2 separate regions of the Homo sapiens genome follow, and region 2 is linked to region 1. The links are chromatin contacts, found by Hi-C or POLR2A ChIA-PET in ENCODE. All regions are on one chromosome and are shown on one strand. The core of a region is the stretch at or near the end of the contact, and the rest is flanking DNA. Distances in the headings are between cores, read along the strand shown. Region 1 overlaps AUTS2 (activator of transcription and developmental regulator AUTS2). Region 2 overlaps AUTS2 (activator of transcription and developmental regulator AUTS2).

Evidence for each region. Hi-C counts contacts between places; a loop is a spot of excess contacts on that map. ChIA-PET counts read pairs that join two places held with the same protein, here RNA polymerase II (POLR2A). Pooled maps may share reads with other maps.
Region 2: a loop to region 1 is called in a map of HepG2, with 8 times the contacts of the local background. The contact joins two enhancer-like sites. A Hi-C loop is called at or near these places in 1 of 168 maps with a recorded cell type or tissue (HepG2) and 1 of 50 pooled maps. POLR2A ChIA-PET finds 5 or more read pairs at or near these places in 1 of 52 experiments (WTC11).

What each region holds. Positions count from the first base shown.
Region 1 is chr7:69,651,129-69,657,508 of GRCh38, forward strand. All of the region lies in intron 1 of AUTS2 (activator of transcription and developmental regulator AUTS2), which reads left to right. Among named protein-coding and RNA genes, the nearest start is that of AUTS2, 56 kb to the left of the region's middle. RefSeq lists an enhancer at 118-247. Within about 2 kb of position 3,488, at least 6 of the 41 ENCODE cell types and tissues checked have a DNase peak (open chromatin) inside an H3K27ac peak, as active enhancers do.
Region 2 is chr7:70,710,096-70,716,475 of GRCh38, forward strand. The region is part of intron 6 of AUTS2 (activator of transcription and developmental regulator AUTS2); the gene reads left to right. Among named protein-coding and RNA genes, the nearest start is that of GALNT17, 420 kb to the right of the region's middle. RefSeq lists enhancers at 929-1,451, 6,296-6,380. Within about 2 kb of position 3,081, at least 5 of the 41 ENCODE cell types and tissues checked have a DNase peak (open chromatin) inside an H3K27ac peak, as active enhancers do.

The DNA of each region.
Region 1 (6,380 bases), core at 2,238-4,737:
TAGTAGTGTCGTGAGGACTGCCTGGGCGTGACTGGTCTGAGACAGTGTGAGGAACGGGGTGTGAAACAAACTTATGACATCTCTGGCAAGTAGTGCATACTCTGCTGTTGACACCTTTGATAGCTGCTACCCTCTGATAACCAGTGTTTTTTTTTCTGGATCTCTCATTGAACTCTGAGTTTCTGGGAACAGCAGATTTTTCTGAGCCACAGGTTCAGATGTGTTAGCAGAACCTGAGGAAATGTTTCTTGCACCAGGAAGGTGGCCATTTTACTCCGTGGCTAATATTTGGAACTAGTCATTTCTGGATTGTTTGAACTAGCGTGTTCTGGGGAATTCCCCAAAGCTGGACGCACTTGTTAAATGAGGTTATGGCTCTGTGGGGTGAGAAATAGACCCGCCTACTATACTTAAAAGGACTGACTGTGTTTCTGCCTTCAGGTAACCAGAGGTAGTTATGAATTTGGGTGAAACCTCTTCATCTCATGATAGACTAGCAACTAGAGGTTCAGAGAAGTTACACAGAATATTCAAGGTTGATTCAGATAGTGACTGAATTGGGACTAGAATCCATGGTTTCTATTCTGTGGATTTTGAGTAAGATCACTAATCAACATGTGAAATCTTCCTTGTGTCATTCAATTAGAATTTAAGTGTCAAATGGATGGTAAAATCATTTCTTAGCTTATGTAGATCATAAAGATTAGCAAATCAAGGCAGAAAAAGACCCCCACACATATTTGTTGCCAGGTCTGCACTAATTTCTGGATAAAGGTTAGTATATATTTGGTCTACAGGGTGTGATTTGAGTGTAAGTTTTTTCTTTAGTTTTTAGATTATTGTTCAAAGTCCCCACTGACAGAATGCAGGGAGACAGCCTTGATTAGATTAGGCCAGATTAGATTAAATCGAATGGTTAAGGCCTTTGGAGCCTCCAGCTTGTAGGAGACACCATAATGGCCTTCATAGCGTCCTTAAATCCTATTAGGTAAGTTAATCTTATTGAAGATTTCAGGTCTGCATAAAGCAGTATTGCTCTTATACTCTCTATGGTGGGCTCTGCTTGTTAAGGTGAGCAGGCATTTTAACTTTCCGGGAATAAGTTGGTTTTATTGGTTTGGGGCAAGTTAATCTAAATAACTTGAAAGTAGACACCTGTGCCTGATAGAGAGGCCATTCCATGTAGCAAAATAGGCTGTCTCCTGGCTTCCCCTTTGCTTGGTGGCTGTTAGTACCTGTGACAGGGATTTTTTTTCTTTGCCCTGATTTGGGGAAAGAGAGTCAGGTGAGATGTGTAATAATAATGTACGGAGACAGTAGTATGGTTATGACACTGAGGCACTACTAGATATTGAGAATAAAGCACTTTGGAACTTAGGAGCTGGAAGCATTCTTAGCTGTCATTTTTTGAGTGTTTATAGTTTTATTATAGGTGCTAGTTGGCTCTTGCCTGTTTCTACAGGTGCAGTGACCATTTTTCTGAAGCAAAATATTCTTGTTGTCACAGGCTTTTCCTCAATTTGTGAATTTATGGACCTGCAAAGTTTTACAAACACATGAATTATGTCAAATTTTGTAATGTCTTTTGAAAAAAAGGGGGAAAAGTGTAAGAAATTTAGACCATGTAGGTCTGAAAGTATGCTTACTACATCGATAGTGGGGGCTGGAGGAACTGTGAAAAAAGTAATAGTAAATTTCCTTTTTTAGATCTTTGCCAAAGGTAGTTTTGTTAGATATAAACAACTTCAAGACCCACAAGTGACTACTACACACTGGATTGGCCTTCAGAGATACTGGGATTTTCTTTCCAAGTATCTTTAAAAATGAGGTTCGTAGTGCTTTAGCTAGGAGGCTGAGTGCCCACTATTAAGATCCTGTGAGTTAATTGGTTTGGTTCACAAACTAACTCATATTGCAGTGTATCTGGCTGTTTTGTGGCTGGGAGAAGGTTCCTGCATTGAAGGGACTGAAGTGACACTCTGACCTTGGGACTTCCAGTGCTGTTGTGGAGTGGGGACTTCCTTCTTCATGTGGGCTTGCTGGCTCTTCATTTATTGTCCCACCTGGGCTCTGCCTGTTACTCTTCTCAGGCCAAGAAGTGAGTTAGGTTCCTTATTTAACTTTTCTAATGGGGCAGCTCTGCATCTGTGTCCTGTCCCCAAAGACTAAAGAGAAATTTCAGGTGTGGGCCAGATTATGGAGCCTGAAGAACAGTTTTATGATTGATTAATGGTTTTGATTTGCTTTTAGGAAGAAAAGTGCAACTAGCCCATTGGATGAAGATAGTATCTCTCTCCAGCACTCCTGTATCAAGTGTACAGTGTTCTCTTCCTGTATAGCACTTGTATTTTCAAGAGCTAGGGTCATTGAGAGAACACTTCTCACTCATGAGTTTCAGAGCGTAGCAGAGTACACACACCTGAAGCAAGAAATGTAATTTTCTCTAAGTGTACTAAGAATTACTTTAATTCTCTGTATGTGCATGCATGTGCCCACATAATGGTGGTGGGTTTGGTTTTTTTTTTTTTTCATGCTCCTTGAGGAGAAATAACCCGTTTTTTGCTTTTATTGATTCACGATTACCTACTTTTCAGGGTTACCTTTGTTAGGAAGCAGCTGCTGGAAGAATGTGTGCTCATTTTGTACTTGTGTCCTTTACTTCTATGTCCTCTCTGACCTGAGGCTCACCCTGCCTGCCACCTCCTCTGCATCAGCCCAGCTTTGTTCTTCTGGGCCTGTTGTTTCCACTCTATGAAGAGACCTCCTTACTTCTCTCTGTCTCTACTTAGTATCCATTTCTGCTGAGGCAGATCCAGATGGGCAGAGGTTGGGGAGGGAATTTGAATGAGGGGAAAAATTGGATCAGTTAGGGGAAATTTATAAAACTTCTGTATTCTGTGCTAATAGTTCTCAGATGCTTTGGAATCATAAGACGGGATGTTGGTCTGGCGACCTTTGAGAGCTGCTCTTAACCAGCCAGTGGACAGCTATGCTTGCTTTTTCTTCCTGTCACCATCTCTGCTTTTCTTGCCCAATTTGCCAGGAAGAGTCCACCAATTCTTCATAAGCCCACTTTTTATTCTCTCTTTTGAAGTCATCTTGATTCACTTCCTACACCTGCAGCCCCCAGTCTTGCTTGATCTAGCTCCTAATCTTCTGCTTCCCTTTGGGACAGAGGAGAAGCTGCTCTCCTCGCCATGCTTTGCTGACATCTCCAAGGGGAAGGAGAGCACAGGCCCTTTCATATCCTGCCCCAGACCTTCACAGGGAGCAGTAATAATGCCTAAACCTTATTGAGTACTTAACATGTGCCCAGCACTGTGACAAACACTTCACACAGATTATCTCTTAAAATATTCAGGCCAGCCCAGTAAAGTTTATGTACTGTCATTGTCTGTCTTCAATTTGCAGATGAGGAAGTTGATGCTCAGGGAGGTTCAATAACATGCCATTATGTACACAGCTGAAATGAGTGATGCAATCAAGATTCAAACTAGGCAGCCCAGTTCCAGGGCTCTTGTCCAACTACTCAGGGAAAGGTTTTCGAGGTCACTGCCAGGATAGCTGGACTTGTGACGGTTTTCCTGTTTGAGATATCTACCCTTTTACATCAACCTAAGCACTTACTGTCTTTATATTTTCAATGAACTAAGTGGGGTGTTCTGGGTGGTCTTTGATGATGGCAACTGTGTGTTTTAAAGAACCAGAAAGAAAAATGTTTAGAGGTGGGCTTCTTTAGCTGTAGTCCCTCTTGACTGTGTGGTCAAATAATAGGGCTCCTGACAAGGAAATAAGGCTATAAGTGCTCTTGCTTTGTAAAGATTAGTTAATTGGTAGAGGTTGTGTTTCTGTGGTTAATTTGTGCTCCTGTCTTAGCAATACATGAGTATCCACAGGCAGCAAGTGTGTCGCCCAGCAGCCCCATAAAACAAGGCACTCTTCAGCACCAGCATCAGTTGATGCACCTGAATAACAATAGGGAAGCTTGTTGACCATTTGGCACTTCACAGCCTAGTAATTAGAAACTGTAAAACAATAATACAGACATGAAGCAAATCCTCCAGTTAATGAAAAAAAAATCTACAATCTTGCATTGTGGCTGAGTGCAAAATCACAACCGGCCGCTTATACAGCAAAGCAAACACTTCAGGATTTTGGCAGCTGTTTTGTGGATATAAAAAGCTCTAGGCTCTGTATTAATTTGGGGCCTGTCATATTTTTTAAAAACTGAAAACAATTACCTGACTTTCTAGTTTTTTGTTGTTGTTGTTGTTGTTGTTTTTAATTTACTGCAGTGGTTCTCAAATTATGGTCCCCAGTCCAGAAGTGTCAGCGTCATCTGGGAACGGTTAGAATTGCAGATTGGTGGGGCCCACCCCAGACCTACTGAACCAGAAATTCTGGCAGTGCGGGGCACAGTAATTTGTTTTTACAAGTCCTCCAGGTGATTCTGATGGACTTTAAAGTTTGAGAAACACTGAGGGTGTGGGAAGGGTAATTTGGGGGAAGGGAAGTGGAGTCCCCTCTTGGCCCCACCCAGAGATGAGCTTCTCTGTCTAGTGGTGGGATAGTTGGCTTGAGATGTGATATTGAGAATATATGAAGGCTCCCTACTGGGTCAGGAAGTTGGGGGAGTGTCTCAGGGGAGGGCCGTGCCTTCCTGGGGACCTGTTTAGGAGAAGGGTCCTGGGCAGTAGCTTGTTACTAGCCTTTCGGGAACAATTTCAATGTTTCAGTCACCCTCTGGGCTGTTGTACTATTGCAGTCAGCCCTGCTAGGCCCACAAGTTGTATGGGGCAGAGGAGAAGAGGCATGGGGACAGAAACCTTATATCCCAGGCAAAGCCTTAGCAATGCTGCTGATGTCATATGCTCATCGTTGTCAAGAATTGAAAATTAAGATAGTGATGAGGTGGTGGCAGGACAAATTTCTTCTTTTCACTGTATGTCCCCTTTCTCTTCTGGATCTCATTTCCCTGCCTCCAGCTATCTTGGCAGATGGGATTATTTAATAATTTTCTTGGGGCCTGTTGGCAAATGGCCCCTCTGCCCCTTCCCCAGTGTGTGGTGACCACAACAGTGACATAGCTTCATTTCACAGCCATTAGGAATCTTGACGCAGCTGACCCCTAGATCTCCTGGAAAGGCCTCTTGGGAAATATAAGCTTGCCACCAGAGTGAAGTGAATTCTCGAGTGGTATTACCACAGAGGCTCAGGTTCCTGATGCTCCTTGGAGTGCTAGGTTAACAGTCTCTCTGTTGGGGAAAAACTTGATACAAATAGAAGATTTGCTAATTTTGCTCACATTTCAAAATTGTTTAATTTGCTTACTTTTTTTTTCTCTTTCAGACTATTGGGTTTTATCTATCATTCCTTTTATTTTACAAAAAAGAACATAGGGCATGTTGGCCAGATAATGTATCCTGTTTTTTGATTTAATCACCCAACATAGCATGGGAATAAAAAGCTGAATGAGATGTAGCCTTGCTCCTCCCTGACATTGAAGAGACTGGCTTCTGGGAGAGGAAAATGACCAAGAAAAGAACCACCCAGATCTTGGGTTCAGTTTATTCTCTCTGTATTTTCAAGTGGCAGAACTTGCTTGAATATGTGAATTTGATGTTGGATCACAAGCCCAACATGTGGCTTCTGTGGGCATATGTAGTTATTTTGGATTTTATTTTATTTTAAAGGGTCTGTGTCCTGTTGGCTTTTAGGAGGTGATAGTTGCTGATTCTCCTTTCATGTGACATTCAGGGCTCATGGAGAAGTCAAAGGCTCACACTGGTGTTCACCTTCCTGGACTTCAGGAAAGATAGTCCTTTTGCCAGATGAATGGGAGGATCTAAGTCTGTTAGATTTCCATGAGTCGTGCAGCCTTTCTGGATCGGGACAGGAAGACTGACCCACTGTCCTTCCCAGGCTGCCTGCCGTTCATCTTGCTTTAATTAAATACACAGCTGATGATGTCAGCTTGGCTCCCGGCTCCTTCAGCTTTCCCCTCAGAACAAAACATCCGGGCAGACAGTTGTGACAATTAAGTCTCAAGACCCAAGCTTAGTTTGTTCTGAGGTAGTTAAGATAAATCTGCCTAAGCATCTCCAAATGCAGATAAAACCTAGTGCTGATTAGAGGTGACCCTCTAATAAACCTGATTTGATTAGGCAGAACCAGCGAGGTGCAGGCAAATATTTGAGACTCTGGCCAAGCTGATATTCCATTGACCTTTCACTTAGGGGAAAAAACCTGTTTGATTTTTTTCCTATCCCAGAGTACTTGAAAATTATTACCTATGGCAGCTAAAGCACTAGGGCGAAATAAACAGGTGAGACCTGTGGACTTGCCCTTAAGAGTCGCAGTCAGCTACCACCTGGGTTGTG
Region 2 (6,380 bases), core at 1,831-4,330, 1.1 Mb after region 1:
TGATTTATCTGCTCAGTAAATGTTTATAAAACCCCACTGTATATATAAGTACTTAGGGTTCCTTTGTACTTGACTTCTCAAGTGGAATGACTGTCATTTGGACCACTTCCTAGGCAGGGATTGCTGCAGGTTAGATGAGGGTGGGGGGCAGGGGCGAGATACCAGAGAAAGTGCCCAAGAGCACCCCAGGGGCAACTGCCAGGCAGCTTCTTTTTCTATGAGATGACTCATTTTACCACCACGAATTGAAATGAGGCTTGCATGGGCCATTGTAGATAATCGAAAGAATGTCACCACCCTCCCATCTGTCTTCAGCTGTCACAGACTCACACACCAAGCATTTCATCAGAGTTCTAGTTCTTCAAGTTCATCTAGGTCTTTTTGACTGGAGCAATCTGACTTCCTACTTTTCTTTTGCTAGAAGGTGATAATAATTGCAGCTTCATTCACTCAGTGCTGCATTTGCTGTTTGTTGGTTTGTAATTCGATGCGCAGTCTTCTTGTGTCTTTGCGGGAGAGTTGGTTTTAGAGGTGGCACACACCAAAATCATGAATGGATTTAAGGAGGGAGAGGCTGAACTAATTTGATTGTTACCAAGTCCATAATGTGTTCCTTGGGAAAATTCCACTTGTCTGGACTGTGCTCCTCACTTTCTGAGATTGAGAACTGGAGAAAGGAGGAACGTCACAGACAAGACAGCAAGAAGCTTAAAAAACAAATTCCTGGATTTGGAGCAGTGTGCTCTGGTGGAATATTAGATGATAAACTACACTTTGTGGTTTTGTTTTGTGCAGTTGGCTGTAGAGGCCACATGGCCCTGTATAATGACCTCTTCCCAAGATGTTAGACATCAAATCAGTTTGATTTCTACCCCCATGGGAAGAGGAACTCCGGTTGTAAAGAGGCAGCTTGAGAATAACTGGTAAAGGGTGACTTGCCATTTCCCCGCTGGTCTTGCCTCCCAGGAGTAACTGTTATTTGACCACATGACCCAGTTACAACCTGTTACCCCTGTGTGGCCAGGGCCTCACCCCCCCAGAGCACACCTTCGGGTCAGGCTCATGCCTGATTTGTGCCTTCTTTCCTTCTCAGGGCCCTCCAGGTTGAGGGAAGACAGCTTTACACCTCCACCTTCTGTATTAGCTCCAGGATAAACTTGAAAACTGCCTACTCTGAGGGTTTTTTTGGCATTTTAAAAGTTAAGTCTGACTTTCCGAGCCCTCTCAGCATCCTGCCAGGTATCTTATCTTATTCAAATATCCTAATTGCTTCTGGGGCTGCACATCATCCTAGCACCTAACTGACAAAATAGACCTTCACCTGAGGGCCTCATTATGCTTTCTGCCTGTGCATCAGGCCAAAAATACCTCCACAATACCTGCTCGACATCCTGGGCTTCCAAGTGACAAACAAATAATTGGGTGAAACAAACCCTGGGCGCCGAGCAGCTGCCATCAGTGTCGGAGCACAGAAGAGTCCACGGCAGTAACAGTCACAGCGCTGCCTGGTTCATGTCAGAGCAAATCTTTGAACAGTGGGTTGTGCTGACACCAGAGAATGACAGCTTTGGAAATGGCATGCTAGTTACTGCTGCAAGTGAGGCCTCTCATGTAGACCATGACAAGCGGCTGTCATTTCCATACAGGTGAACAACTGACATCCTAGAAGGGGGAGGGCGGGAGCCACGCAGGAGGCTGTGTTTGGCAGTAGGTGGGGCCAGACTTCGGAGAGGGGTCCCAAGTACCGGTGACCCTGGCGAAAACTAGCCTAAAAACACAGTCTCTTTCCATGCCCCTTTACTCACTCCCCACACATCTTCTCTGTTACCTCTTTGGAGTTCATCTGAGAGAGGGCTACAGAAATACAACCCAACATGCTTAAAGGATGTTTGCATTTTCACTCTGTTCCCTCCACATCTTTTCTTCTTTTTCTTTCCTTTTTTTTTTGAGACAGGGTCTCACTCTGTCGCCCAGGCTGGAGTGCAGTGGTGCAATCTCGGCTCGCTGCAACCTCCACTTTCTGGCTCAAGTTATCCTCCAGCCTCAGCCTCCCAAGTAGGCTAGGACTTACAGGCACAAGCCACCATGCCTGGCTCACTTTTTTTTTTTTTTTTTTTTTTTTTTTTTTTTTTGCAGAGACAGGGTTTCACCACATTGCCCAGGCTGGGCTCGAACTCCTGAGCTCAAAATGAACCGCCCACCTCAGCCTCCCAAAGTGCTAGGATTACAGGCATGAGCCACCACGCCCAGTGTCCTCCACATCTTGATATGTCAGGGATTAGCTTTCCGGTCGCAATGCTTAGTTTTATAGAGGATGGAAAAGGCAAGGTTTCTGCTGATAAGGAACTCACCATGAAAAGGAATGGGTTAGATGAAATTAAGTGCAGAATTGGGTCTAGACCGGTGGTTCTCAAAGTCTCCATCAGCAATATCTGCATCCTCTGAGTGGTTGTTAGCCATGCAGAATCTCTGCCCCACCCCAAACCTACAGAATTGGAAACTCTGGGGTAGAGTCACAACTCTGTTTTCACAAGCCTTCCAGGTAGTTCTAATGCAGACGACTGTGGTCCAGAAAAAACGAGGAAGAACATTTTGGCAGTGAGGTTTTGTAAATGCTCAGACGATCCACAGAGTCACTGGGTGAAATCATACTCTATTGCACAGGGAATAGGTCTAGGTTCGTAGTTGGGCAGCCTTTTTTTTGGAGGGGACAGAGTCTCAATCTGTCGGCCAGGCTGGAGTGCAGTGTCACGATCTCAGCTCACTGCAGCCTCCATATCCTGGGCTCAGGCAGTTCTCCTGCTTCAGCCTCCTGGGTTGGTTTGTTTGTTTGTAAATATCAACTTCACCTGATCTGTTCAAAGTGCCCCTGCACCTACCATTTCCAATCCTTCCACTCTCTATAGCCTTGTGAACAGGCCTACTCATGTTTAGCGTGGTTCTGACAGATGCTAGGCCTGTACCTAGGGCTCTGCTCATCTGAATAGAGTTTGAAACCATGACCTTGGGCCAATGTTATGCTGTAACCAGCTGAGCTAACTTGCTCAACCGCTTCTGAAAGACAAACTGTTCCATCGAGTTCCTTCTTGGCAGGTGCTGCATCACCAATGCCGGCCTGCCATCTGTGTGAAGGGCTATCACAGCACACAACACACACACATACTGGGCAAATGTGCCGTGATTACCACTAACTATTTTGTAAACAAAGTACTGTGTTAATTCTGTTTTAAACTGCTTTATCCAGGATTGTAGAACAATGGGCAGAAGTGTTTTGAAATCTTTTTTTCTTCTGTATTGAATATTAGAGTTTTAAGGCCATAAAATTAACATGTAAATTGAGTTTTCCCAAAAAATGTAAAACTCTTAAGAAGTTTAAGTAAGTTACCTAAATAGTAAAGCTTTTTCAGTTGTCCTTCAAGAATAGGCATCTTCCAAAACTAGTTGTGTTAAAGTAGTGGTTCTCAAACTTTAGCCTGCATCAAAATTAGCTAGAGGACTTGTTAAGATACAGCTTGCCGGCCGGGCGTGGTGGCTCACGCCTGTAATCCCAGCACTTTGGGAGGCCGAGGCAGGCGGATCACGAGGTCAGGAGATTGAGACCATCCTGGCTAACATGGTGAAACCCCGTTTCTACTAAAAATACAAAGAAATTAGCCGGGCGTGGTGGCGGGAGCCTTGTAGTCCCAGCTACTCAGGAGGCTGAGGCAGGAGAATGGCATGAACCCGGGAGGCAGAGCTTGCAGTGAGCGGAGATCGCGCCATTGCACTCCAGCCTGGGCGACAGAACAAGACTCCGTCTCAAAAAAAAAAAAAAGATACAGCTTGCGGGGCCCCACCTCCAGTGATTTCTGATTCAGCGTGTCTGGGCTAGGGCTCCAGAACTTGCATTTCAAGTAACCAGGTGATACTGATGTTTCCAGTCCCCTAAGAGCACTGTGTGATCTACATGGGTTAAATTTAAATGCCTTTTTCAATAGGGAATATTTTCAACAGGGAATATCACACCACTCAAAGGTGTGAAATGTATCTTTACATGTAAGATGAAATTGACACATGAAAGTGAATTCAATTTTATCATGAATCGGGAGCTTTTTACAAAATGAAAATTTTCAACTCTAATTCAATATAGAAAATGTAGAAATGAACCCCCATATATACCCATTACCTAGATTCATATTAAGACTTTTCCACAATTATTTTTAGGTGATAGGCTGGATAGGGCGATGTCCACCTTTTTTTTCTTTATTGCTGAAATATTTTAAAGCATGTCTCAGACTTCATATCATTTTACGACTACATACTTTAGTGCACATCTATAAAAAAGAACATTTCTTACAAAATCACATGTTGTTATCACACTAACTAAATATGCAGTAATTCCTCAGTGTCATCTGAGGAATATACCCATCCATGATCTCATCTCCATGATTGTCCCACAAGGGGTCATTTTACGTGATCTGTGCACATCAGGATACAAACAGACACACATACTGCATGTCTTAAATCTAGAGTGCTCCACCCTCCCCAGCTTCCCATTCTTTCAAGTCATTGACTTGTTGCAGAAACCAGGTCAGCTGTCCTGAAGACTGCCCCACATTCTGGAAGTCCTTGCGGTGTCATTTAGCTTGTTCCTCTGTCCCTCGTATTTCCTGTAAATGGAAGTTGGCCGTAAAGCTTTGATTAGATTCAGGTTAGAGTTCCTGGCAAGAAAACTTCATAGGCATTGCAACGAACCTCATGTTGCCTCACATCTGGGAACACACAGTGTCTGGGTGTCCCAGTTTTAGTGATGTCAAAATTATTCAGTAAGTTTAGGTTGTGGCAACCTGATACTTGCATTGGCATGTTCCCCGTCAAGCTTTTATCTCATGGTCTCATCTATTGATGATGCTTGCCTGATGCAGTAATTCATTAGAGATGGCAGAGGGTGACTTTTCTAGCATTATTCCACATTTATTGGCTGAAATTCTTCAGTACAATGGCACTTTCCCTCATCAACTAGAGTTCTTTGGTTACACTCAAATATAATACAAGGAAAAAAGTAAATGCTCAATTCTCTCCTTCTAATTGCATGTTTTCAGAGCAAAAAGTTGGTGCTCTACCAGGAGTTTATTAATAAGTCTGAACAGTTCTCTGCATTTTTCTTACAATAAATCTAACCTATGCTTTCAGTGCATTGAGCTTTTCTTACATGGTTTGTGTTTATCAATTGGAGGGACAAAATATCTAAAAATTAGAAAGGTACTGCAAGAACAACATCGTCAAATGAGGTCATACACACTTAAGTGTGTGTGAATTTAGTCATACCTGCCCTTCATAGCTCTGTTCAAATGCCACATTCTCCAGGAAGCCCTCCTACCTTCCCAAGGTTTGAACCTTTCCTGTGGCACTTCCTGCATCCTGCCTGTCTTTTTTTCTTTTCTTTTCTTTTCTTTTCTTTTCTTTTCTTTTTTTTTAAGATGGTGTCTCACTCTGTCACCCAGCCTGTAGCAGTGGCATGATCTCAGCTCACTGCAACCTTCGCCTCCTGGACTCTAGTGATTCTCCTGCCTTGGCCTCCCAAGTAGCTGGGATTACAGGCGCATGCCACCACACCCAGCTAATTTTTGTATTTTTAGTAGAGATGAGGTTTCACCATGTTAGCCAGGCTGGTCTCCAACCCCTGACCTCAAGCCATCCACCTGCCCTGTCCTCCCAAAGTGCTGGGATTTACAGGCATGAGCCACCATGCCCACTGCCTGCCTGTCTTTTATTGAAGTTGTAGATGTCCTCTTCCCCTTTTCTCTGAATTCTACCCCTATCCTACCCATGGTGACCCACAGGGTGCTTTGAATTAAAATGAATTAAAATATAATATCCTAAAAGTGATTTCAAACTTTGGAATTTAGGTTATATCCTGAGAATCTTAAGTGACTTGATTCAAGAAAGTAGGCAAAAACCTGAATCGTGTTTGGTCTGATCAACCCATTTGGAATTAATCGAAAATCTGATGATCCCAACTGGGTACTTTTCAGGAAAGGAGTGGGAGGCTGCCCACGTATATTGAGTGCCTACAGTGTGCCAGGGCACCTGCTGATTTATTTGATTCATACAGTAGCCTAGCCAGGTCCGTCTATTACCTGTGAGAACACTGGTGACTGGTAAGTGACAGTGAGTTCTTGCCATCTCCTGTTCTTTGCCCTTTCTCTTATACCAGCCCAGCATAAAGAGGATCGGGGGCTTCAGTTTGGTGAATTTAAAAATGTCTCTTGTTAAAGGCCGGGCACAGTGGCTCATGCCTGTAATCCCAGCACTTTGGGAGGCTGAGGCGGGTGGATCACGAGGTCAGGAGATTGAGACCATCCTGGCTAACACAGTGAAACCCCATCTCTACTAAATAT